Linked DNA regions of Mus musculus: all the other regions are linked to region 4. Evidence: chromatin loops called from intact Hi-C (ENCODE). Cell type or tissue: gastrocnemius. All regions are shown on one strand. Region 1 holds the start of Trib2 (tribbles pseudokinase 2). Region 2 has its middle 80 kb from the start of Lpin1. Region 3 overlaps Lpin1 (lipin 1). Region 4 holds the start of Gm40287 (a long non-coding RNA gene). Region 5 holds the start of Mir6387 (microRNA 6387).

What was found. Hi-C counts contacts between places; a loop is a spot of excess contacts. Peaks named below come from ENCODE experiments on the same cell type or tissue, not always from the same donor. Only the 100,000 strongest peaks of a DNase experiment are listed, where the experiment ranks them.
Region 1: it touches region 4 in a loop (8-fold over the local background); 18 of 42 quality-filtered maps call a loop at or near these places.
Region 2: a loop joins it to region 4, with 5 times the contacts of the local background. A loop is called at or near these places in 13 of 42 quality-filtered maps.
Region 3: a loop joins it to region 4, with 4 times the contacts of the local background. A loop is called at or near these places in 15 of 42 quality-filtered maps.
Region 5: it touches region 4 in a loop (2.9-fold over the local background); 4 of 42 quality-filtered maps call a loop at or near these places.

Annotation. Positions count from the first base shown.
Region 1 is chr12:15,813,679-15,818,678 of GRCm38, reverse strand. It overlaps Trib2 (tribbles pseudokinase 2), which reads left to right and starts at 1,894. Exons shown (of 3, transcript NM_144551.5): 1 at 1,894-3,448. The coding sequence starts at 3,179. It overlaps Gm5432 (a long non-coding RNA gene), which reads right to left and starts at 1,742. Exons shown (of 3, transcript XR_001780551.2): 1 at 1,582-1,742. In gastrocnemius, CTCF peaks have their summits at 1,625 and 2,562; DNase peaks (open chromatin) are centred at 2,692, 3,302, 3,719, 4,979 and 3 more places; H3K4me3 peaks cover 4,117 bases; H3K27ac peaks cover 4,579 bases.
Region 2 is chr12:16,506,869-16,511,868 of GRCm38, reverse strand. No RefSeq gene overlaps it. Among named protein-coding and RNA genes, the nearest start is that of Lpin1, 80 kb to the left of the region's middle. In gastrocnemius, CTCF peaks have their summits at 2,301 (motif pointing right) and 4,249; DNase peaks (open chromatin) are centred at 2,338 and 4,500; H3K4me3 peaks cover 360 bases; H3K27ac peaks cover 1,016 bases.
Region 3 is chr12:16,531,445-16,536,444 of GRCm38, reverse strand. Lpin1 (lipin 1) reads left to right here. Exons shown (of 21, transcript NM_015763.4): 21 at 1-776. Among named protein-coding and RNA genes, the nearest start is that of Lpin1, 56 kb to the left of the region's middle. In gastrocnemius, a CTCF peak has its summit at 2,946 (motif pointing right); DNase peaks (open chromatin) are centred at 3,002 and 3,712; H3K4me3 peaks cover 463 bases; H3K27ac peaks cover 1,802 bases.
Region 4 is chr12:15,603,144-15,608,143 of GRCm38, reverse strand. It overlaps Gm40287 (a long non-coding RNA gene), which reads right to left and starts at 1,811. Exons shown (of 6, transcript XR_872503.1): 1 at 1,641-1,811. In gastrocnemius, a CTCF peak has its summit at 1,879 (motif pointing left); no DNase peak of the experiment used is centred here; H3K4me3 peaks cover 829 bases; H3K27ac peaks cover 2,196 bases.
Region 5 is chr12:15,797,344-15,802,343 of GRCm38, reverse strand. The region is part of intron 2 of Trib2 (tribbles pseudokinase 2); the gene reads left to right. It overlaps Mir6387 (microRNA 6387), which reads left to right and starts at 1,243; the gene lies at 1,243-1,350. In gastrocnemius, no CTCF peak of the experiment used is centred here; DNase peaks (open chromatin) are centred at 919, 1,183, 1,547 and 1,928; H3K4me3 peaks cover 1,401 bases; H3K27ac peaks cover 4,517 bases.

The sequences.
Region 1 (5,000 bases), 210 kb before region 4:
ATGACAGTAATTTTGCTTTTGTTATGCATAGAATGTAAATATCTGATATGTGACCCCTGTGAAAAGGTTGTTCACCGCAAAGGGGTCACAACTCACAGGCTGAGAAACACTATCATAATTCTTCATATATTTCCTAGAACTGCAACTGCAGTTCTAGGGGTCACATGAGGTACGCAGGGCTGTCATTTAACAGACGAAAACTAGAGATCCTGGGAAGAAAAAGAAGCAAAAACAAAAACCAAACCAAACCAAAAAAGCCCATGCGAATTCAGTTTCCTTCTGAATCTGAAAACTGATGCTGAACACAAGTTTCTCAAACTTCTACAAGAAAGTTTGGTGACAGTCACCCAACAGAGGCCCCAGGGAACCTTTCTCAATGGATCCTCTGTAGAGATTGTTTGTCTAGGACCTGTTCTTGAACTGGGCAGAGACTGCATGGCACACTACTCTGTAGTCATGGTGACTTCCTCAAGCTGTGGTCCCCTTAAGGGACAGTTTAGGGATCAGAGTCTGAGTTTAAGGCAGATGAGTGGGGAGAAGGATGGGAGATCTATGAGAAGACATGGGGCATTTTAGTTTCTTCTCAAGATCTGTCCTCTAGGGTGGCTAGCTGAACAAGCAAGGTCCATTCACTACTCTGAAACAACCCTCAGGGAACTCCTGATCATTAGAGCCACTATTGTCCCGGTTAAGTATAATTATAACTAGTTCTCTATTTCTGTTCAAAAGTGGTAGTGCAGAATATTGTTACAGAGTGACCTCCCTCATAGAAAGAGGTGCCTTATGCGGGTAAAAACTCAAGAGTAAGCCCAGCAGTCTTGCCCCAGACCTTGGTTGCTTCTTTCTCTTTCTGTTTTCCCCTGCTACATTGCTACTCTTACCAGGATGCATTAGGTAAAGTCAAGAGGCTTAAGCTGTGGTCTGAACTTTCCCCAGGTCTGTTCAAGCCAATGGTCCAGAACCTTCCCAGGAAGTTAAGAATAAGCAAGGGTCAAAGTGCAGCCTTCCGTTGAACCCGGTATTGAATGTGTTCTTGGCCTAAATACTGAGATGCCGGGGCTGGAGAAGCCTGACTCCTTGGCTAGGAGCCAACATCCTTTGCTGGAAGTGTGGGTGCAAAGGTGTGTGTTCCTGAGCTCTCCCCAAAGACCTTGTCCTGAAGTCAAAAGACTCTGAAAGGATCCCCAATCCTATAACTGGTAAGTGGGGGAGGGGTGGTGACACTAACTACAAGCTCACAATGGACTTCTGTTGAAATGATAAGCAACCGGAGAGAAAGAATAAAACTAATTCTAGAGACTGTGGGCTGCAAGAATCCTTCATTTTTTTTAAAACCCGCGGGGAACTGCTTGTTCAGGTTAACATAGCAGCAGAGGGGTGCCCGGTACCCAGAAGATGCGAGGCTTTCTGCGGAAAATCCCGGGGAAGAGGATCTAAGTCTCAAAGTTGACCTGAGCCTGCCGGTGTTGCGTGGCGACGGTGGCAGATACACAGTCCAGCATCCCTGTCGCTGCAGCGCGAACAGCAGGCCAGGGGAGCCCAGAGCCCTTGGACTGCGGAAGGATATAAAGCACTGTTTACCTCGCGCCTGGCCGAGCCATCCGGGGGCGAGGCTGGCGCCCCCAGTGGGGGCACTGCAGGAGTGGCGGCAGCAGCCCTGGCCGCCGGCGGGCGCAGGGGAGCCGCGCGCGCACTGGCAGCGGCGCCGCTGATTGATGGGCTCCGGGCTCAATGACAGGGGCCGGGGCGTGGGTAGGGCGGGGCCGGCGAAGAGGGCGGGGGCTCTGTGGAAATGTGTCGGTGACATTGAATGGGGAGACCGAGCGCGAGCAAGCGAGGCGCGCGCGCACACATACGCGCACACACAGCCGGGCTCGCTCCGAGATCCCCGGCCACGTAAGTAACTATTAATACCGCCTCGCCCGGGGATGCGGGCGTGCTTGAGCGCCGGGATTGGCCTAGGGCGCCGTGGCCATCCCCTTTAATTTTTAAATACACGGTCCTCTCCTACTTCTGGGTGGCAAGAAAAAAAAAATAATAAGAAAAGAAGACAAGCCGTCGATTTTTATTTTTCCTGCAGAGCAAACCCCGCCGTGCAATTTGGTCGCAAGGCATCGGGAGACAAGAGTGGTTTGCAAATTGTTTCAAGGCTCAAGACCCAGTTGTGCAGCGGAAAAGGAACGCCGCGGGTTGACGGAGTCCGGGGAGCATCTGCTGGCAGCTCCTGCAGGACCCCCGGAAAGCTCCTGCTGCTGGTACCCCCCAGGTCACCGCCCGCACTTCTTGCTTCATCGGAGGAGGATCTGGGACGTGAGCAGCGACAGCAAGAGCTAGTGCTGACCGCGCGGGCTCTGCCTTGGGCTTTGTCGCGGTACCTGTGCCTGCCCTACTCCGCGCACTCCCTACTCAGCTTTTGCAATCTTTTGTTGCCACTGCTGACCGCCCCAAGTTAAAAGCGCCTTTGCAATTTTTTTTTTCTGTCTTTTTTTTTTTTTCTTGAGAGAGACAGCTCTGCGATTTTTTGGAAAAGCCTCAGACGCCATCTACAGTTAAGACTTAGGTAACTGCCCTCTCTAGCACCCCCCTTACACGCCCCCCACCCTTTCCACCAAAAAGAGGGGGGTGCAGCGCGGATTCTGGCTGCCGCGCGGCGTGAGCCGGTAGACCCGAGCTTATTTCCTTTTTCTTTTTGTTTGGTTTCTAACGCGTGGAGGGCGAGCCGGCGCCGCGCGCTCCCTGAAGACTGCACAAACTCCACGCAGGGCTTCTCCGCCCGGTCTGCGGATCCTCAGCTGGGGATCGCTCAGAAGCCCGGCGCTGCAGCTCCTCACCCCAGAGGCACGCTCACTCGTCCAGATCCACGCTGCGAACAGAGACCCACTGAGTCCAGCGTGCGGTTCTGCACCGCGCTGGCAGCTTCTGGGTAACAAAAGGACCCGAGTTGTCCGCAGAGCGAGCACCCCCGGGAGCGGGGCTCGCAGCCGGGGACCAGCCCTGCAGCGCCCATCTGGGGGCTAGTTCTTAACTCTTCCTCCACGGAGCCCCAGACGGGTCCCCTCCCTTCTTGATCCTTTTAAGTCGGTAGCACCGAGGCGCCTGCACCGGCGCGGCTCATCCATCTCTCCAGAGGGGTTTTTTGGTTTGTTTGTTTGTTTTGTCGTGTGCGATCCTCACACTCATGAACATACACAGGTCTACCCCTATCACAATAGCGAGATATGGGAGATCGCGGAACAAAACCCAGGATTTCGAAGAGCTGTCGTCTATAAGGTCCGCTGAGCCCAGCCAGAGTTTCAGCCCGAACCTTGGCTCTCCGAGCCCGCCCGAGACTCCGAACTTGTCGCATTGCGTTTCTTGCATCGGGAAATACTTACTGTTGGAGCCTCTGGAGGGAGACCACGTTTTCCGCGCTGTGCATCTGCACAGCGGAGAGGAGCTGGTTTGCAAGGTAACCAGCCCAGCTTTGCTTTTGCGTTTTGTTTTTTTGCTTAAAAAAAATTAAAATTTTTTTTTTAAAAAATTAAAAAAAAATCATCCTGGGTCTTTTGCCAGGGGCCGGGGACGGTGCGGGAGGTCGGAAAGCTCTCAAGTCCAGGGGCGAAAGACTCCCGGGATCATTATGCGTGGCCTCGTTAAGAGGGTTTATTTGTGTGTCTGTCCACGTTCGACTAGTTGCGAAGTTTTCAGACCGTTTCAGACAATGAGGCGGGCTGCAGCGGGGGCGTTTTGGGGAGATCCGGGAAGGGAGGGCGGCGAATCTGAACTGGGGCACGGACACGCGTGCCCCTTAGGAGGCTCGTAGAGCTCGGGTGCACCGGGCTGATTCCCCTTGCCTGGGCATTTCTCTCTCTGAGTCGATTCCCCTCCCCTCGCTGCAAGGACTAGGGAATCCCCGGTTGGTTTTCAAACGCTGCTCCTCTGGTTTCTTTTGTAGCCATTGTTCTTAGCAGCCTGCAGGTGTTAAACCTTTGTTCCAAAGGTGGCCTTTTAAAAGAGACACAAAAAGTGTCCCCTCTGGCTGAGACCAAGGCTCTAGCCGGGGAAAAGAGGAGTTTTAAAGCTCTTTCTTCGGCTTGAAGCCTGGAAAGGAAGGTTGGGGTGGAAATTCGCCCCTTGCGCACCTTTGGGTGAACAACGAATCCTTTGGTTCTTTTTGTCTAGGTTTCTTCGCGTCTTCAGACTCCCTGACTGCACACCCCCATTGCTACTCCCCTGCACCCACAAGGCCACCTTTGCCTGTTTAGAGACTGCCCTTTAGAGCCCCCTGGGCTAGTACTAAGAAGGACACTTCAATTTCCTTTTTGTCTTTGACCCTGAACAGTAACTGGTTTGTGTCTCTATGTGTCAGTGTGTCTTTGTGTGTGCTAACCGAGTACCAGACAAGAGGACCAAGGAAGGATAATAACAAAGTATTTGACTACAGTCAGTTTCCTACTGCAGTGGAGAACAGGACTTCCCCAGATGTAGATCAAGAATACATTACCACTTAAATTTAGGTTCTTCTTATTTATTTATTTATTTATTTATTTATTTATTTATTGAGGTGGAAGTGCGACTGTGCTGCCTTTAAAATGGGTAATGTGCACAGCTGTGCTACAAATACTGTATTACACTTTTCCTCAATTAATCACTGGCTGCTTTGTGAAATCACCTTCTTTCGTGCTGACTTGGAGCGCTTCCTTGCAAAAACCGGGTGGGTGAAGATCTCAGAAGGCAGTTCTGAGATTATTTATTTCCGATTTTTAGAGGAAACCAGAGACTCTTTAAATGCTGCTGTTTGCATGTACTAAGTGTTGGGGGTTTTTGCATCTTCTCCAAGTTACTGTAATCAAGAGCAACTATGCCCAGCTAAAGCATTAAATTTAGTAGGCAACTCAGAGCCTGATTGGAGCCCCACACACTGCACAATAGGACAGTCATCCTTTGAAATGAATGAATTCCACTGAGCTGTCATTCTCCTATGAAATATGCACCATCATCGGCAGAGAGCCCCTCCCCCT
Region 2 (5,000 bases), 900 kb before region 4:
AGGCATGAATTCCTTCCTCTGTACCTGGCTCAGCTCTAATCAGAAAGTGGTTGGTTACCCCCATAACTTTCATGCCACTATTGTGCCAGTGGGTATGGCTTGCCTGGCAGGTTGGTCTTGCAGCCTTCAGGGTTCACTTCTGAGTGGTAGATCAATGGCTTTTCCCTCTCAGTTTGTATGTCATTGTTTTGTTTGCTCATTTGTTTGTTTTTGTCTGTTTTCAAGTTACCTGTGGCCAGATGATTTTATTCATTTTTGTTTCTGCTGGAACTCCCTTGCCTAGGACAGAAGACCTGATACCCAGCAGCCACACACACCCTGATCCTTTTTTTTTACTGGATCAGAAATTGAAGAATACAGGTGCAAACACCTCTACCATAGCTGGGATTTTGCTCTGTAGAAGGGAGTTCCTGTATGTGTCTGGGTTGTGTTTTCTATTGGAAATCATGCATCGGGAGTCTCCTGTTTCTCTGTATCCACAGGATGAAGTGTCTTTGGGCTCATAACATGAGGTATTTCTGAGACAGCCAGGATAGAGCTGGCCCAGAGAGCAGGACAAGCAATTGCTAGGCTGAAACTTGGTCTAACAGGTGGCACAATAGGGTCTTGCCTTTATGCCTTTTCGGAGGTCTATTAAAATAAGTAGCACACTTACTGTCAACCTTAACTGCCTGGGGAACTGCCTTTTGGTCCAGATACGGGCAGTTCTGTCCCCTGTTCCCTGTGATGTGCCTAGGATAAGACAGGCAGTGTCTTGTGGTCTGCAGGGCACACAGTATGAGTGATTAGTGAGCAAATAACATATACACATGCAGCCTTCTTCTCTGCTATGTCCGTTTGAATACATGAAGGAACCCACAAATCCTAAAGCAGAGTTAATGTCATTCATCGGCATGACTACAAGTTGGAAAGAAGTCATTTAGAGTGCAAGAAGAGGGTCAGCCTATCTTCTTGGCCTCCTGCCCTCATGAAGCAGTGCAGGGGGCAGGCTCATTGCACTACAAGGCTGGAGAGAGCCCTGATGCTCACTGGCAAGCAGCATGTTCTTGGGCCACTGGTTTTCCCTCTTGGAGCTTCTCTCTTTCTCTGTCAGAAAAGGATGCAAATGTTTGCCCAGGAGCAGCTAAAGCCACAGGTGTGTTGTTGCTGACGCTTGGCAATGTTTGGTGTCTTCTTCCCTTCCTGGAGGGGCCATTGCAATGGAAGTCTTGGAGTCTTAGGACAGAGGTGAAAATCTCAGGTCAGTAGTTATTTCCATTGTAGTTTGACAACCTGAAATTACTCAGGAAGAGGGATTAATGAGAAAACTTATTGAGATCAATTACTGGGGTACTTGGACTGTGGTCATATCTTTGGGAATTGTCTTGATTGCTAATTGAGGTGGGCAGGTGTCTTAGACACTGTCCTATTGCTGTGAAAAGACACCATGACCAAGGCAGTGGCCGTGGTTTTGGCTGTGTGCAGAAGGACCAACATGATGGAAGGCACTGGGTGAAGGGAGGCGGGTGGGGAGGAGATTGGCTGGAGGGGTTGGTACAGCCAAACAGAGGCAAGGTAGGCTCAAATATCACAGGACTTTTGAGACAATGAGGGTCTTGCTCCCAGCCAGGAGACAATGAAGCAGCTGGAATAAAGTATTACACTCTCAATGCTCCTTCACAGCTTTAGTGGTGGTCTGTTACCTGTCACCTCAGACTGGTTCAAGGGTCTTTGAAGTGTGAAACCAGCTTAGCCAGCTTGATTTGTTCTTTCTCCTTTCTTTAACTTGTCTAGGATAGCCGAGTGCAGGGCAGGGGTCAGAAAGGAGTGAAATCAGCCCTGAACTTTGAAATGTTTGTCATGCTGTAGATGAAAAAGGCACAGGGGTGGCTATGCCCCGGGCATCCTGAGAGCCGCCTGCTGCTGCAGCTACTGTTCACATCTCTGCATTCACTTTTGCCTCTTTTGCTGGATTCTTACAGCTGTATGACAAAAGAACCAGTTACTCAAGCCACATTCAACCACTCACAAGGCAAGCGATGTTGCAGGAAGACTTTCAGCTACTGAATTTAGGATAAGGAGTGGTACTCTTAGCGGCAATCAGTGTGCACATTCTTGCTCTTGGCAGACTAACTATGGCCTTTGAACCCTGGATTCTCATTGTAGAATAATTGCTATGTGTCGGGAGACCACGCTCAGGGGAGGCAGAGCTGGCTCCCTACAGTGAGAAAGGCTCTGTTTCCCTTTGCATACATACCCACTTCTAAGAAACAGCCTTCTTCAAAAGGTATGAGTGGTTCTTTTGATTACCAGTAGATGGCGCCCAACACCCCCGTGGGAACTAAGGTCGTGGCTTCCTGTGTCTCTCCACTCCCCCGCCCCCGCGGCCTCGCCCCCATTCAGCCCCATCTTCTCCTTCTTGGGAGGGGCCTGTCCTTTCAGGTCCCAGGCAGAAAGTCACATAAAACAATTTGTGTCAGTCAGCAGATTCCTTGAAGATCGAACTGAATGATGAATGCAGGGTTGGAGGGCTCTTTTGACCTCTTTTTCTCTCTCTTTGTTTCCTGTGAATGCCTCATGGGCTGCCTACTGGCTTTGCACAGAGGACTCCTGGACTCCTTTGTGACTTTAGACCTTTCCCAAATGTTTCCCGACTGCTTCTCCTCCAGGTTCTTTCTAGCCAAGGAAAGACATTCAGAGAACACACCCTCAGCCATGCATACTCTCTACAAGCGCTCTCTCCCCCAGCTCCAAGCCCGAAGAACTCCTGGCCTTTCGGACAGAAACCTACTTTTTGTCTGTGGCCTCTACTGAGGATCTGTCTGCTCTGATTTTCAAGTAAAGAAAGCTTTGCCCAGCAGGGAAATGGGTCTTGACTTCAGACCCGATTTTCCCAAGGGCCAAGCAAGTCTCTTGGAAAGGCCAGTATCACCATGCCTTTTCTCTTTCTGACCACAGATGGACTGTCATAATATTTTTAACTTTGCTGGCTCTTTACTTCCCACTTTTGTTTTGCAGGTATCCTGTGCTGGTCCCAATGGGACACTCTGACCTATTGACTCAGTATTCAGTATCAGGACTGTAGTTGGTATTTAAAAAATAGGGCAGATGTTCCAAAAATGTGTTAGCCATGGCATAAGAAAGTATCTTTAAGACTTAGAGACAGATTAGCCAGTAAAGTGCTTGTCTTATAAGCACAAGGAACTATATTTTACCCCCAGAACTCATGGGAAAAGAAGCAGGGCTTGGTGGCTCTTGCTTCTAATACCAGCATTGGGGTGGCAGAAAAAGGTTCTGTCTCACTGGGGTTCATTGTCTAACTAGTCTAACCTACTTGGCAAGTTCCAGTGAACTACCCTGTCTCAAAACAAAACAAAACAAAACAAAACAAAACACAACAAAACCCCCAAACAACTAAACAACCAAAAAATCCCCAAAACAAACAAGGGGAGAGAGTATCTGAGAAATGATACCCGAGGTTGCACATGTAAATGCACATGCACACGCAATGCACACATGTGTGCCTGTGTACAAATAAACACACATCACAGCCATACATAAGAAAGTGACATTTCCTTCCACCCATCCCCCATCCTCTATGCCAGACAATAGGACTTCTCTTAGTATATACACAGAAACATGCAAAAATGGACTTTGTCCTCCAGGAGCCTCTGGCCAAAGGTGGAGTAGGGGGGTAAGAAAACAGACACAGAAATTCCCAGGTGAGACACACTGTAGATCTATGAAGCCTGGAGCTAAAAGGTGACATAAGAGTGGCCTGCTCCTTGTCATTCAGCAACCATATTGGGCTTTCCTGATCCCTAAAGTGTTAAGTCTCACGGTTCTGGAAGTCTTGGTTTCTAGAGGGCACTTGTAACCATCAGGTAATGTGAGTCCATCAACCCCGAGGGTTGCAGCTCCTTCCAGGTTGTACTGGGTTCCTTGTGAAGAGCCATTCCAGGAGTGGCTGTCCTGGGAGGAGTTATGGGCCCTGCTCCTCAGGAAGAAAGACAAGCTATACTGCTTCATGATGCTTCCCAATGGAGAGTGGGGTAGAAAGAGGTTTGTCATTGAGGTGGCCCTCTGGGCATCCCTGACACTCAGTTTTAAGTAAATGGGTAAGTTCCACAGCGGTAGCTAATAAGGATGCAACGAGCCCTGCTTGTCAGGTGCAGGGTCTTGGTCTCCCAAGTGCTTCAGCCTGGGAAGAACAGGGCCAGCTCTCCTGACTGCTGCAGGTAGTGAGGGGCCGTCATGGAGTGTCACCCTTGCACACACACCACCTCGTGGCAGACAGATGAGTGGCAGGGCCAGCTTTTCCACGCTCCCCCCCCCCCTCAGGCTGGCTCACCTGCGCCCCCACTGCTAGGGTCAGCTCTTCTGTGCTGTCCAGGTGGAGTGAGTATATATGTCTATAGAGGTGAGTATATTGTGCACATAGATGCCATTGGGGTTTTCCGCTGCTCCTCTCTGCTTGACTTCTCGAGACATCGTTGCTCACTGAACTATGAGTCTTATTACTTCCCCTAGACTGGCTGACCAGTGAGCCCCGGGGATCCTCCTGCCTCCGCGGTGCCTTTGGAGTTCCTTTGGAGTTCCTGTCTCCACACTTGCAGTCAGGCACTTCACTGACTGAGACGTCTCCCAGCGCCGGCTTGTTAATTTATTTGTAGACATATGGTGCTTTGTGTTTTTCCAGGGCTGAGTCTGCTTTATCATTATTATTTTTTGGTCTGTAACTTCCCCTGCTCTCATGCTTAGAATGTCAGTCTCAATCCATCTCTCAAAAAAAATGTCAACTAGAGAGGCTTTGCCGCTTAGCAGAGGGGAAGGGAAGGGCTGCCTGTCTTTGGAACCACAACTGACAGGTGGAGCTGATTTTTCTGTGTGATGATTTTCCCTCTAGCTGAGCAGGGCAAACTGCCTCCAGGGCCCCTATTAGCTGACATGGGGCTGAACAGCAAAGGCCTCGTGTTGTGTAGCTGTGAAGCCAGCAAGAAATGACACAGCATTCACACCTG
Region 3 (5,000 bases), 930 kb before region 4:
TCTATGATCTCTGTGAAAATCTTCAGGAGCCCTGTCCAGGCAGTGATGTGGACGTCTACTGTTAGGCTCCCTGTGAGATCCAAATGAGAGCTGCACCCCGGTTCTCTCAAGTTGCTTATTTGCATCTGCACTTAAACCCAGAGGCCCCAAGGTCACGTGTTAGGATACTATATGGGTACCATACATTTCAAAGTTGCTCATGGAAATGAGCGACTTGCTCCATAGTAACATGTCCTCAAATGGCGATCCCACATGATGAAGGAGAACCCACCTGGCGCATCTGAGACAGGCTTCTGTCGTCAGATACTTTCCTTTTGGATTTCAGGTTCGGATCACTACTTCAGAATATTTTACTTACAACGTTGGCTGTGTGTTTGCAAATGCCGGTGCGATGATTAAAAAAAAAATCAATATAATATTTCACTGTGTTGTGCTTGATGCAGAGCTAGAAATTTCTGTAATAAACAAGATGGATGAAAGACTTCTGAAAATCAGGCATATGAACTTTAAATTATTTTTATAAGTTCTTAAGGTGCTCTTATTTTTTTCTGGTTTCTTATATACAATACTTAGTTATTTACTTGAAGGGGGAAAAAACCCTTAGTGTGGGCTAGGGAAATGGCTCAGGCAGTAAGAGTACTTGCCATGCAAGCAAGCACATCCAAGTTCTATCCCCATTATCCATGAATGAGGCCTAATGACAGTGTGCATTGTTATACCAGTGCCCGGGAGATGAGGATGGGTGGATCCGTGGTGCTGGCTAGACAGACAGCCCAGTAGAATCCACAAGCCCCAGGTCCCAGTGTGAGACCCTTGTCTCAGGACTGAGCCTGAGGAGGAACAACACTGGAGGCCCTGGTTCCTACATGTATGGGCATATAAGTCATGCACATCCATTCGACGGTCTGTACACAAATGGACTGGGAACACACATAAAAAGACTCCTTATGGCTATGAACTCTTCACTATGGGAGTAAAGACCTTTGCTGTTATTTGAGTTCATACAGGTATCATACCAACCCCGTTTACTCCTGAGAGATATGAATGCGTCCTTTCCACTAAAGAGATTGCATGTGGTCCTTGCACAACCCACATTGGATCATCAAGTTGAGAGACCTGTTTGAGATACCATGGCTCCTCTCTGGCCTGGAAGGAGTGTTGAGGAGCCAGGAGGCAGAGAAGAAGGTTCAGTACATAGTGTTTCACAGGTCCTGTTTGCCATGTTTGAGGTGTCTTCACCTCATAGACCCTGTCCCCCTCTTTTGGATATTTGTCCTTAGTTTTTCATTTTGAAGGAGTCCATCAAAGCCCTTGACTAGTTTGAGCTGAGGTTGGTCATATCCTATTAACACTGTACTAGCAATGGCCGGAGGCTTCCTGCGGATTGCTGTGTTGGCCTTGGTGATTATGGAGGGCATGGAAGAGTATCATCCTTAAATGCTAATGGCACTTCTGGGTAAAAACTGAAGAGTCCAAATTCTAACAGGTCCCCGGGTGTCTGTAGATTCAACATGTTACAGACAGAAGAAACCCTCGGACAGCTCCACAGATCTATGCTACCTGACTGCAGTGTCTGAGGCTCTCTTATCTGAAATAAAAACCAGGATAAACTTGTCTATAGGCCACTCATTCATCTGTGTTCTCTTTATCCTTTGACACCAGACCTCCATGGTGGTACCCAAGGCTCTCCTGTGTCCCCGCAGTTCATACCCCCATGCAGACAGAATGAGTTTTTGGATGCCTAGACTTTCCCAGAGACGAGCTTTGTTCACCTGGGAATTTGAAGGGCTTGGTCTGGTTTCAAAGAGTAACACATTCCCATTTTGCATCAGAAGCCAAAAACTATTTGGGTGTGTGTGGGGGGGACTGGTCTTAACCATCAGCTCTGAGACAGCTTTCGTGACCCCTGTGCGGTCGGTCCTGGAATGGAATTGTCATAGAGGAAAGTTAAAGAGGCCCAGTTTTGAAACAGGTTCTGGGACTTAACTCTCTTCAGGAGGCCTTTGGTCCCAACATCAGAGCTGAGACTCCATTCGACCATCTTTGTCTATCTGTGTTTTCTATCATGGTTCTGGAGTGTGAACAGCACTGTGCCCATTCCCTTGAAATACGAGAGGTGACGGGTCTCCGGGGTTTTCCCCTTTTTTAAAAAAAATTTATTTTTATTAGATGTTTTCTTTATTTACATTTCAAATGCTATCCCGAAAGTTCCCTATACCCTCCCCGCCCTGCTCCCCTACCTACCCACTCCCAAGGAGCTGAAGGGGTCTGCAACTCTATAGGTGGAACAACAATATGAACTAACCAGTACCCCAGAGCTCGTGTCTCTAGCTGCATATGTAGCAGAAGATGGTCTAGTCGGCCGTCACTGGGAAGAGAGGCCCCAGGGTCTTGCAAACTTTATATGCCCCAGTACAGGGGAACACCAGGGGTTTTCCCTTTTCAAGTCAGCTTGTAAAATGATTCCATTTCTGATTTGTGAGTTGCAAGGATTATAGGTGACCACCACATCTGAATTTTTTGTGGGTTCTGGGGATTTCAATGCTGGGCCCCTCACTTGTTTGGCAAGTGCTTTATCCACTGAGCTATCTTCGCAGCATCAGTGTCTCCGACAGACTCATGAGGATAGCCTGAAACACTATAGTCAAGGATGACTTTGAATTAGATCATTACTGCCACCCCACCCCCACCCCCAGTGCTGGGATTGCACGCATGTGCCACAATGAGTGTCTTTTATTTGGTACTGGGAATTGAACCAGGGCTTCATGCATGCTAGGCAAGTCCATGCTCTACACCCCAGGATAGACTTTACATTTGTAACCTCTCTTTTTATCCTGTAGCACCAAAGAGGATAATTGCTATCACTTGTGGTACAGCCAGGCTTGGTCCCCAAAGGGAAGCAGAGTCTGACCAGAGAAGCTGATCCTGGAAGTCAGTGAAAGCCGGTGGCCACAGGGGGGCACAGTTGGTTCTTGTTTGACCGAATAGCCTTTCAAAACAGCCTCTGCTTTGACAAAGGCCTTTCCCTGTGGTCCCAGGCTTGGAGACCAGCCAGGTTGTGGGTTGGATTTGTGTGGAGGCAGGGGAGTTTCTTCAGGGGACTGTTTCAGTGCGGATGTCCCTTGGATGAGCTCAATCCGAGGCCCAAATCTTTAAGTGAGCTTTGGAGGCCAGTCTGTTGAGATTTAAAATCTGTTCTTTGTGGCCCTGGAGGTTCTGGGAGTTTGTCCTGGGAGTTTGTTAAAAATAAAATTGTTTAGGACCTTATCCTAGACCTACCGACCCTAGCAGTGGGTGTGGGCCTCCGAGAATAGTTTAATAAGTCCTATGGGGTTCGGATGCACTCACATGTTGTGGACCATTGCAGCCCAGGCCCGGGCTCACGTCTGTCATCTGGCCAGCTCAGGAATGCTGTAATGCTATCAGCCTAGGACTCACATCAGCTCCACCCCACTTGCTCAAACCGGGAGAAGCTGCTACAAAGACCACCTCACCTCTTTGTATTAAAGGATCTTGGAGACCGAGCCACAGGTGCTTGCTTAAGTCACAAGGTGTCCTTCTGACCCTGTGGAAGCATCCAGTCAGATCTGCCTTCCTGGGGAATCTCAGATGGGAGCCACAGGCCTGGGAGACAGCAGGTCTGGCAGCCTGGGCAGAGTGAGAACGCAGGGAACAGGGTAGAGGTGGATGTGCCCAGATTTCTAATGGTCTCGTCCTCCCCGAAATGTTTGGGAGCCTCGAGGAGCCTGTCCCGATGCCAGCTATCTGTTCATTGGTGCAGGAAGTCCATTCAGCCTGCATTACTTTTAATGCATTTTGCAAGCAAGTGGCCTCTTCCTGTGACTCACTCCGCCTTTTGTGCACCGGAGGTTGTGGTTGGAAGTTTCACTTCGGAAAGTAACCACCAGTGCCTCCGATTTCTCCCGAGGCTGGAACCCCAACAAGTCACATGCATTTTGTAACAAAGAAGTGTAAATGGAGGTGCAGCCAGTCACGTTTCTGCTCTGTAAAAACATCCTTTTCTGAGATGGTCTGCAGAGCCAAGCTGAGAAGAAATGGGTTATATTTTCATTTCAGGACTTTGTGCTTTCTTTCCAGAATGTTCTTTGTCATCTTGATCCATTTTTCAGGATTATCTAAAAACAAAAAACAAACAAAAAAACAACAAAAAAAACCCCCCAAATCAAACCAACCCCCCAGCATTAGCTGATTGGGTGATCCATCCCTTAGCTGACTGAAAGTGACTCAGATCTGGACTGAAGTTTGGGTTCTGTCTACCAGGCAGCATGGAAATAATGATGGTAATAGGATTGGTTGAATAACAACGTGTATTTCATCAGGCTCTTCCCCAGTGGCCAATTCACGGGCTCTCTATACATTTATTTCTTCGGATAAGCCAGCAAAGGCTAAGCGGGCAAATTCTACAGGGCAGTTTTCTCAAGTTTAAAGACTCATCTTCAAAATGTTGTGGAGCTGAACCAAGTTATCACCACCCCTGTTAGTTGTAAAGCGATTTATGTGTATGAGTATTTTGACTGCTTGTATGTAAGTACCATGAGTGTGCCTGGTGCCTGTGGATGCCAGGAGAGGGGACTGGATGCCCCTGGAACTGGAGTCACGTGTGATTTTGAGTGATCCAATGTGACTGCTGGGAATCAAGCTTAGGTCCTCTGAAGCGTGTATGTGTACACACACACACACACACACACACACACACACACACACACACACACACATATATATATGTATATGCAGCCCAAAATGTTACTGTTATTTTGAGCTGTAACATGCTATGTGACTGAGGACAGCCTTGACTTTTGGATCTTCCTGCTTGCCACCACCTCCATTACAGGCATACAGCAGTGCTGGAAATTGAACTAAGGGCCTCACTCATGGTAGCCAACTACTCTAGCCAGCCAACGTGTTTTTCTGCTTTAATTCTTTTTGTGCACAACCCTAGTCTCTTCAGCATTAGTAAAGCCCAAATGCACTTAGAACTA
Region 4 (5,000 bases):
TAGAGAATACACTTTAACCAGGAGAATCATCAGAAAAATACTTCTGCTACATGAAACCAAAGGGAGCAGCAATAGTTATTTTGTAAAACTAAGCAGGAAGTTCTGTTAGGCAAAGGATCTGCTTGGAAGGTGCGTTTACTATCAGGCCACTGTAACAACCTGTCCTTCACTACTCTTAAATTTGGCCTGTCTGTCTGTCTGTCTGTCTGTCTGTCTGTCTATCTGTCCGTCCATCCATTTTTGTTTTCCTTTTATTGAGAGCCTCTGGAATAAAAGACATTAAAACTTTCTCATCTTCGTATCAATGTAGGAACGCTTAACTCTGCTTGGAATTCCTGCTTGGCCAGTCTGTAGGAGGCCTTACTTATAAGAGTTCAACGTACAAAACAGAGCAAGCCCAGAATACATGATGGTAAAGAGGTGGTCTGGCATCTGCCAGCCAGTATCTAAGCAGTTCCTCATCAGAACTGGTTCTTTTGTCCTTGAAGTCTCAGGATGCTATTTGGCACTTTCCCATCGCCGCCTTGTATGCTCACAATATCCTATGTTTCAGAATGATGATAGCATCCATTCCCAGAGCTATTTTTACTCAGGTATGTTTTTGTCTCCTCTTCCTTGAAGTGGTCTGGCCATGTGAAGTGAGTCCTTATTTTAAACAAAATAGAATGGTTCTTTCTAAACTAAGATTTTCTCATCTGTAATGTACAGCTCTTAAAGCTTCTTGCCCATGCAGTAGATGCTAAGGAATGTTGCTTCCTCTGTCATCTACTCTGTTTTCCTTCCCCAGAAGAGCACAGCACTGGAGGCCAGAGAGTACCAGGTCCTCTGGGATGGGATGTGTGCTGACCCATGGGTCCCCTGCCTGGTGCTACAGCGGGGGAGGTAGAGTTCTCATATCTCCAAGTATGCATCCTTTCATGGGAAGATAGACATTGTAACTTGTGCATTCTGCATTCCAGTTCATGAGTTGTTCTCAGCAGCTATTCTGGGGAAGGGGAAAGAAAATCTCACAACACTTTCCCTAGAGAAGAGATGCCAATGTCAACTGTTAGAAAATGTCATTAAAGCAAATGAGAAACGGGTTGAGGACATTTTTATGAGCCTAGAATACTGAGCTTGGAGGTTTTATGGAGACCACAGGAAGTCAGAGAGACAATCACACTCATAACCTTTTTTTAGAGTCTGGCAGTGATCAATCTTTGTGCTCAACAAGAGTGTGCTTTGGAAAAGGGAAGTTATCATTGGGGACCACATAGACTTTTTCACAGAGCTGTGGACTCAGTAGAGAAAGAGTTTTCCAAGACGAGTTACTGTGGGCTCATTAACCAAATCCTTTCAGAATTGCAGCAAAAGCCCTCCTTCATGATCTCAGCACACACCAGGAACTAATCTTTGGAGAATGCTCTCTGCTGAAATCAAAGTGTTTGTCATGTGACACAGATAATCTCTGCCTATCAGTTTTCTTCTTTCTTCGTATGACAAAATGAAACTCAGAAAGTCCAATGCTTTGTCCTCATTCAGAAATAACAAGAGGTGGAATCTGGATTGAACTCATTAGTCTCTCCTTAATCATACTCCCTCCCCAGCCAGCCCTAGAGAGGCAGACAAATGGCAAAAGTGGGAAATAAAACTATACTTACGGAATTGTCCCGAAGTGAAATTCCAAGGGTTTATTCTTAGGGTCGCAAGGTCAGCATGGATACTTTCCTTTATAAACCAGGAGTTGCTCTGAATATATTCATGCACAGGGAGATAAATTCATTTCTAACGCTTTGTTTTCTGGCTTTAGAGTCTTGCAGATGTGTTTTCCCTAGAGCCTTGGAAGATGATGCAGAATATTCCTGAAATGCTTTGCTCTCCTATTTACACTGACATCTCGTGGTAGCATTCTGTGACTGCAGTCTTCATTGTCTCAGCTGTCAACCTTTGCATTCCATCATCAATTGTTTAATGCATTAATTGAACTAGAAGTATTAATAAATACTTGATAGGTACCAGGAATTGTGTAGAGCATCAGGCAATGTTAAAACCTGATCATAGAAAAACTGTAAGAAAAACCAAATAGGAAATTATTCTAGGAACTCAACATTGATAAATATAAGACCTATAATCTAGTCTGCATGCCCCATGGGTAATTCTGTAGATTCATTAATAATTGTACCATTTGGGGGAATTTACTGTCTTTTCATTGACTGTAACTTGCAAGGATCATCACACAGATTTTAGATTTGAAACAACCAAAACGAAATCATCTCATTTAGAAACACAAGAATAAGGCTAGGGTTTTGAACTTTAATTTTCACCAAATATCAAAGTCATAAGCTTACCTCATGTGATCAGGCAACACTGAAAGATTCATTCAAATGATTGGGTGCGGTTCAAATGGTTCCTGAAGAATAATTGAATCTACTCCTAAAGAAATGGCTCTGCTGTTAAGTGTGTTTGCTGCTCTTGCAGTTAACCTAACCTGTATATTCTTGGTCCAGGGAATCTGATGCCTTCTTCTGTCCTTAATGGACACCTGCACGCAGGTGCGTATGCCCACACATCAACATACACACATACACACATGCAAAAGTAAATCTTTAAAAGCAACAAAACTCTATACCATGCTATTTAGGCCATAAAAGAAAGGAATTATCAGATCTCCTGTGTGGGTGACATCTCCTGTGTGGTGACATCCTCTTCATCTTACTTTAATGCACCAACCTAAAAGCCCGCTATGTTTGTGCATGTGTTTTAACTCATTTTCTTCTACAAATCCCTAAATACATGAATACATAAATAAAAAGAAGCTCATGGTATGTGTACCGTTTTGTAACTTGCTTATTTTGTCAAACTTGCTAGTTTTCTTGCTGTATTGCAACTTATTTGGACCATATTTGCAGTATCCAAGCAACACTCACAGTTACATGTGTGAAAAAGAACACCAGGCAGGCTGGGCTAGTGTTGCTGTTTAGGATTCCACAGGAAGGCAAAGCCCTGCACTCACCAGGACCCTGTGTAGAAACGGCCCCAAGCTCATTCACATGAGCCAAGATTTAGATTGCCATCGGACTCAGGACCCTTTTCCTGTGGAATGCTTTTCAGGGACAGCTTTTAGGTTTTGAGGCTGTTTGGAGGCCTCTCTTAGGAATCCATTTGTCTGAGAGATCAGGATCCATGGCTCATTCCCCGATGTTCTCTTCTGCTGTTATCTAGGGACATATCTCAGCATTTGAGGACTCTTGTCACTACATTAGACCTTTAAAGCCCACACAACTAATTGACCTTAGTTACATCTTTAAAACCCCTTTGACATCCATGGAGATGGCAGCAGGGGGCACTAGTCATGGGCTTCTGTAGAATTCTGTAGGAACTAGCACTCTTTTGGGGCTGCAGGCTTAGCTCTGTTTGCAGAGTTTTTACTTAGTACACCTTAAGTCCAGGTTTCCATCTCCATTACCACATAGATCAAGCATAGCTACCTAGTGCTGTGGTCCCAGAGCTCTGAAGATGGTAGAGACAGGAGGATCAGAAATTCAATAGTATTTTCAGTTACTTAGAAAGTTTAAGGCCGCGCCAGGGATACTTTAGATGATGTCTCTAGCAAACAACCCAAGGGCTATCATCCTCTCAACACGTGCGTGGAAAGAGTCTACTCTGAGCTCCATAGCCACAGCAGTCACTCACCATCCATGGAGCTGATATGCTAATACTGGAGGAAGGCAAGTGTCTTCTATGTCATGTTATTAAGCATGCCTGGTGTCTTTAGGCTTGTCGGTCATCTGCTCCTGTTCTGACATACAAGACTTCAAACATGTCCTCAGCGACTGAACATGTCCTGGTCCTCTCCTATCTTTCTGATCCATTTCACTTGAGACCCCACCTGCCAACTTCGTTCATCAGCTGGGCCATTGAGAATGCATCCGGCTTTACCTTCCTGTATTTCTCCACTCAAATCTCTTTACTATTTCACTCCAGCTTCCCATGGTAACCTAACACCTGCCTCAACATTAAGAGTCACGTCTGGCATCATCTAGACTCTCCTCTCATAAGCACAGGGAGAGCAAGCTAATGACATCTGCCTGTCTCCTTATGCAGTCACTATTGCCAGTTCCAAGGATGCTCCTGTGCTCTGGTGATGTGTTTAAAAAGATACACGTTTTTCTGACAGCTTGGCATAGGTGAATTCACAGTTCCTATTGAGCAAGAATCATAGAACAATCTAACACATCTGTGCTTTCATGTGCTCTAAATCCTATTTAACTCACGCCCTTGCTTTTATCTGTATACACTTCCCTCCTTTAGTTTCCCCTTTCTTGTCTTCCACTTTGATGGGAGCCCTCAAGCCAATTGGTTCTTTGCTGTAGAGGATAGATGATACTTCCTTTCAGGATAGTTTTCATACTAGTTAATCGCAGCACAGGATGGGAAATTTTTTTCTCCTATTGCTAATTTTAGCATCTCAAAACTAAAAACAGTAGGACTTCTTTTACTTTTCTAACTGAAAAGAGTATCTTTGCTACTGTTTTCATATGCACGAATTCTTCCTGGAGACCAGGGGCTATAGTTCCTGGGAGAAAAGAAGGAATTTTCATTGAAAGTGTTCTGCCTGGCTCTGCAGACCTCTCTGAAATTAACTTCACATGTTATCCAGGCCACTCTATGTTGCCACGGAAACCGACATGTCAGCTCAGCAAAAAATAAGAAACAGATAAGTAAGAAACCGCAGATGCTACAACCTTTTTTTCAATTTCTCTTTTGTCTTTGTACAGGTGTGTGTGTGTGTGTGTGTGTGTGTGTGTGTGTGTGTGTGTGTGTGTACGTGATATGTTTATAGGCATAGGAGTGTGCTTCCTTTTCAAGTATAAGCCTGAATGAGAGCTGATTGTCAAAAAACCACATTGGTATGTGTGTGTGTGTGTGTGTGTGTGTGTGTGTGTGTGTGTGTGTGTGTATGTGTGAGATTTTTCCTGGGACCCCTCTATCCTGCATCCTGTCTTCACAACTCTTGAAAC
Region 5 (5,000 bases), 190 kb before region 4:
CAGTTTTGACATTTATGGATGGTACCACCAATTAAGCAAAACCACAGGCAGTCCTGTTACTCCATGGGTGGCTTCTGTTTCTTTCACAGCACTGTATGATATGGACTTAGCATTTTAATTATATAATGAGTGACAGTTGGTGAAATGGATGTATCAATAGTCCCTCACACCCAAGAAGATGCATATTATAAGAAAAATCCCTGTCTGTGTTGAACAGATATAGAAGGCAGTGGATAGAAACATTTTCCAAATGTGCTTTTTCCAGTCCTTGTGGGGTTTTCTCTAGCCAATGGAAAAGTCCAATCTGTTTGAAGTTTCTCTGGGCTCCAGACATAGCTCTTAATTATTCTTTAAGAATCCTAGATATGAATGTTAGGGTTGGAGGAAGCGGGGCTTAGATCCTGAAATCATCTGTCCTCGCAAATGTTTATTAAGTATTTATTTTGTCTGCTTGCAGTGCTAGATGTTGGTGGGGCAAGCATCAGTAAAAGAAAGCCCAGAATGGGAAAGACAATGGGACGGGCAGTTCACTATTTCAGCAGCTGGAGTGTGGAACAAAGAGGCACCTGGGGATAGGGGGGTGGGGGTGGGGCAGAAGAGCTGTTGTGGGGTGGGGCTCATCTAGAGAACCAGTAATGAGAATGACAGGTGACTAGGGCCTTGGATACATTCCCTGATCTTGTTCTTGACCTGAAGCCCACAAATGGACTCTCTAGACCAATTGTTGGAACCATATTCGAATGGCGAGAAGTATACAAGGAAGACAACCAGGGATAGTGAGACTGGAAGCTATACTCTCTACATCTGAAACACGTCAATACTAAAACATGGCCAGACTTTTTGGTTCCCTGAACTTGTTGGTTAAGCCATCTGTAGGGATCCCTAGTTTTTGGGCTGCCTGCCAGGGGAAGCATCCTCTTCTGGCCCAGGGAATGCCCAAGGCTTAGAGAGGAGCTTTCAGGTAGATACCCAGCCTGAGCGGTACAATGTCAAAACCAAAGGGCATGCTCGCTCACAAGCACCGATCCTGGAGAAGCTTTTCCGAGACGTGAATCAATCCATTGCTCTGGGGTAGGACAGATCCTTCAGGAGCCACTTCTAAGTGCAGGAAGCAAGTGGTGAATGGGGAATCAGTGTGGCTTTGTGTTCCAGCTCGGGTTTCCCTGTCTGTTTCCATGGTGACAAGAGTCAGGAAGCCCTGAGGGCTGCAAGCTGTGGTTTCTGTGGAATCTTCCAAGCAGTAGAATGACACTCCAGGTGGAATGGCTTCCCTTGTGTATCCGGTGGCCTCAGTGAGTCAGAGGTGTGCCCACAATGCCGGAGGCTCCATTGCAGTGGGTGTGTTACTCAAGTGGCTTCCTCATCCTAGCCATGTCTTGACAGGTCCTTTACCTTTCTCAGCTGCTGGGGTCTTTCCAATTGTCTTGAGCATCCAATATGTGCAAACAACCAGTCCTGGGTTGTGTGCTGGTACAAGATACTGTGGCTTAGCTTCCCTGGCATTTGCCTTCCTTTTGACATCTGTCTTGCACCATGGAGGGTTTTCTTGACTGTGGGCCAGCTGCCATCCGTCGTGAGCTCTTCCAGACAGGAGAACCACTGATACTGGCCCTGGAGCAGAAGTGGCTCACAGTTGATTACTGGAAAAATCTGTACATACCTAAAACAAGATTAAATGAAGGACTGTTTTGTGCCATGTAGCAGCCTGACCAGGTCTGGTAGGGCTGCAGAGTTTGAGCCATGCTACCTACAGTGCTAGATGGTTCTTTCCTGGGCACCTTCTGTGACTCACTATAGTGGGGATTTTTCTTGCACAGTTGGCCTGATTATGGAGGGTACACTTTCAGGAACAGAGTAAGGCCAGCCTGGCAGTAGCCCATCTTTTCTTCTTGGCTCTTAGTCTGCCCTGGACCCTGAGGCTGACCTAGTCTGCAGCTCTGGATGATCTGCGCCCGGATTTCCTGTCCCTGTCAGGCCCACTTTGCTGAACTCCTGGCTGAGCTCCACTCTGTTCCACCCTGTCCTCTCTTCTTCCTGCCAGGAGCTCAGGGTGAGGCTTAAGGGTTTGAAAGCAAAACATGGTTTGTTGTTGGGGGCTGGTTTCTCTCTCTCTCTCCTTTTGTTCTTTCTTTTTGTTGTCATAGGTAGGACACTATAATAGAGGGTAAAAAAAAATTTTTTTTTGAATACCAGCTCTGCTTTTACTTGCCAGATAGCAAGTCTCCTCAGCTTTTGATAGCTTAGCCTTTTTCATCTAGAAAGTATATGGGTCTTTCCATCTCTACATCTCTATCTACACCATGTACTATATATGGCACTGAGTTAACTCATAGGATGGCTTTGTATGTCAATAAATCTGGGACAGGATAAATCTGAAACTGGAAGAGCCCTGTCTCCATCTACTTAGCACCATGTCTTTGCAAACATCTTCAGCACCTTTAGTTTTTGATCATGGTACCATGATGTACTGGGAGGGGACAGTGACACCCGAATCTTCCTGACATGAATTCAGGTGAGCTTCTGATTCAGTTAGCTTGGGTGTGCCTTGGGGTGTTTAATTCTCCCCACCTCTGTTTCCTTATTTGATAGGAATCATGCATAGCCTAAGCCCAGTCTTTCTTTTTTTTTTTTTATGAGACACAAAAAGGCAGGCTGTTGAATCCCAGCGTCTGGCGATTCTTGTCTGTGCTACATGGGTACTGCTGCTTTTCAGATCATCGCATTGTGATTGTAAGGGTGTCCTCTAGGAAGCATAACGGCCTGACAGCTGCAGAATGATTAGGAATATAGAAGCTAGAAAAGCCCTTTTCATAGTAGTTATTACATCATATTTCATGGGAGAGAAACAATTGAAAGAGCCTTGGGTTACTTTGCGAAATGGATTTGGTAGTTGGAGGATCTTTGGGGCCTGTGCTGGAGATGGGTGAGGGGACCTGGTTTTTGAGGGGGGATCTTGCTGCCCCACAGGCGCTGGGAGGGGAATAGAATTCTGCTAGTTCTGGCTTCCCTACTCGGCCCTGAGCTATGATGATACAGGCCTGGCACTAGGTTGCCTATCATTGAGTACACAGGTTACCCTCTTGTGAGCATCGTCTATCTGTGACGTCTAAAGCAACTCATCTTGTTACCTTCTCAAGCCAGAGACAGGCAGAAGTGGGCCCAGGGAGATCTAGCTTCCCTGGTCCAATGTGGTCTGTTCTAGGCTTCTGCCTTCCTTGGAGTTTATAGTTATTCAGTCCCCATTGTTCTTGTCTCCCCCTCCTATCACCATGTCACTTTCATAAATGTTTTCGTCATAAATCATCCCTGTCTCCTCCAACACAATAATGGATAGCCTGATTATCTGAGAGACAAGGCTGAGCTAACCCACATACTAGGCAAGAGCATCTCAAGCAAGGGTGAACAAGTACAGAAGTCCCAATGGAAAATGTGGGCACAGCATCTTCTCTGGTCCCATCTGCCCAGCCTTGCATTTATACTTGCTCCTCTGTCTGCACCGCTCAGCTCTGGGGTTGAGAGCAGGAATCTCAGTTGAACATTTGGATCTGTATAGTTACTACCATGCTATAGTCAGCTCTGTTACACTGGGCTCTTTGGGATATCCTGTCTTGAGTTACTTTAATCCTCAGCAAAACAGAGGGGATGGTTGTGGCCTTGCTTGTTATGGACACATCCCTAGTGCCTAATTTGGGAGTTCTATCAGAGTAAGTGCTCCTGAATGTCTTTTAAATGCCTGAATGATTAGTGGGCTATTTGAATCACCAGGTCCACAGATGCTCTTGTTGGTTTTTATGGAAATCAACTTCTTTGCCTGGGAAATTCATCACCCCCCAGACTGTTTAGGAGACTTCAGGAAAAGTCTATTCATTCATGTCTACTCTGAAATCTGTTTGCAAAGGTCACTTCCCTGAACTCAGTCCTGGAAAAAGAAGCAGAGACAGCTCCGTTCCTGAGAGGAGATAAAGGGTCAGGCTTGGAGGCACTGGGTAGCTCCTGTGGTTGCACAATAGGACCTCAGGCACTGGGGCTTGCAGCCCAAGTCTCCTGTCGCACTTCCCTCTGTCCCAGCACATGGAGAACATCCCGGAAGATCAGTGTTTAAAGATAGAATCCAGACCACTTGCCTCGACCCTTGTTAGGAGTGATATAAACAAGCCGAGGATGTTCCGGGGAGGAGCAAGGTCAGGGAGAGCCTCTGGGGCTGCATTTCTTTTCCACCCTGTCTCCAGGCTGCTCTTCCCCTCTCCTCTGTCCTGACTTGGATGCTGATGCTGTGGAAGGAAGTAGAAGCTGGCTGTACCGACCTGGATGGAGCCTTCTGAGTATCAGTGGCTGAACGGGCTCCATGGGATAACTGAGCACCCAGTCTGGATGTGACTGACTTGGCCTCTGTGCCTAGGGCTCCTGGTACATACACACACACACACACACACACACATACCATATACTCCACTTATGTCATAATGTAAAGAAAACAGATCCATAAACACATGGATTGCATTAGGCATGTAGATGACATTTGACATTTGTACTTAGTACTTTTTAAAGAACGAACTTGAGCTTGAAGCTGACTTCGGTATGTGCTTTGTTATCTGAGTTGCCCTGGTTCCTAGGACAGCTCACTGGCTTCAGCACATGATCCAGAGTCAGAGTGATCCAGCTGCTCCTCACTGCATCCTCAGACCTTGCCTGATGGAGCTCTGGAAACAGTGGTTCTCAACCTTCCTAGTGCTGCGACCCTTTAATGCAGTTCCTCCTGTTGTGGTGACCCCCAACCATAAAATTATCTTCACTGCTACTTCATAACTGTAACTTTGCTACTGTTATGAATTGTAATGTAACTATTTGGAAGGATAACGGTTTGCCAATGGGGTTTCGACTCACAGGTTGAGAATGGCTAAAGGGAAGGAGGTTGAAGTCCCCTGTAGATTGGCCAGGAGCAGCCCAGCCTCAGTTATAGGCTAGTGGTTTTAGTAACCTTATTCTGTTGCGTTAAGCAT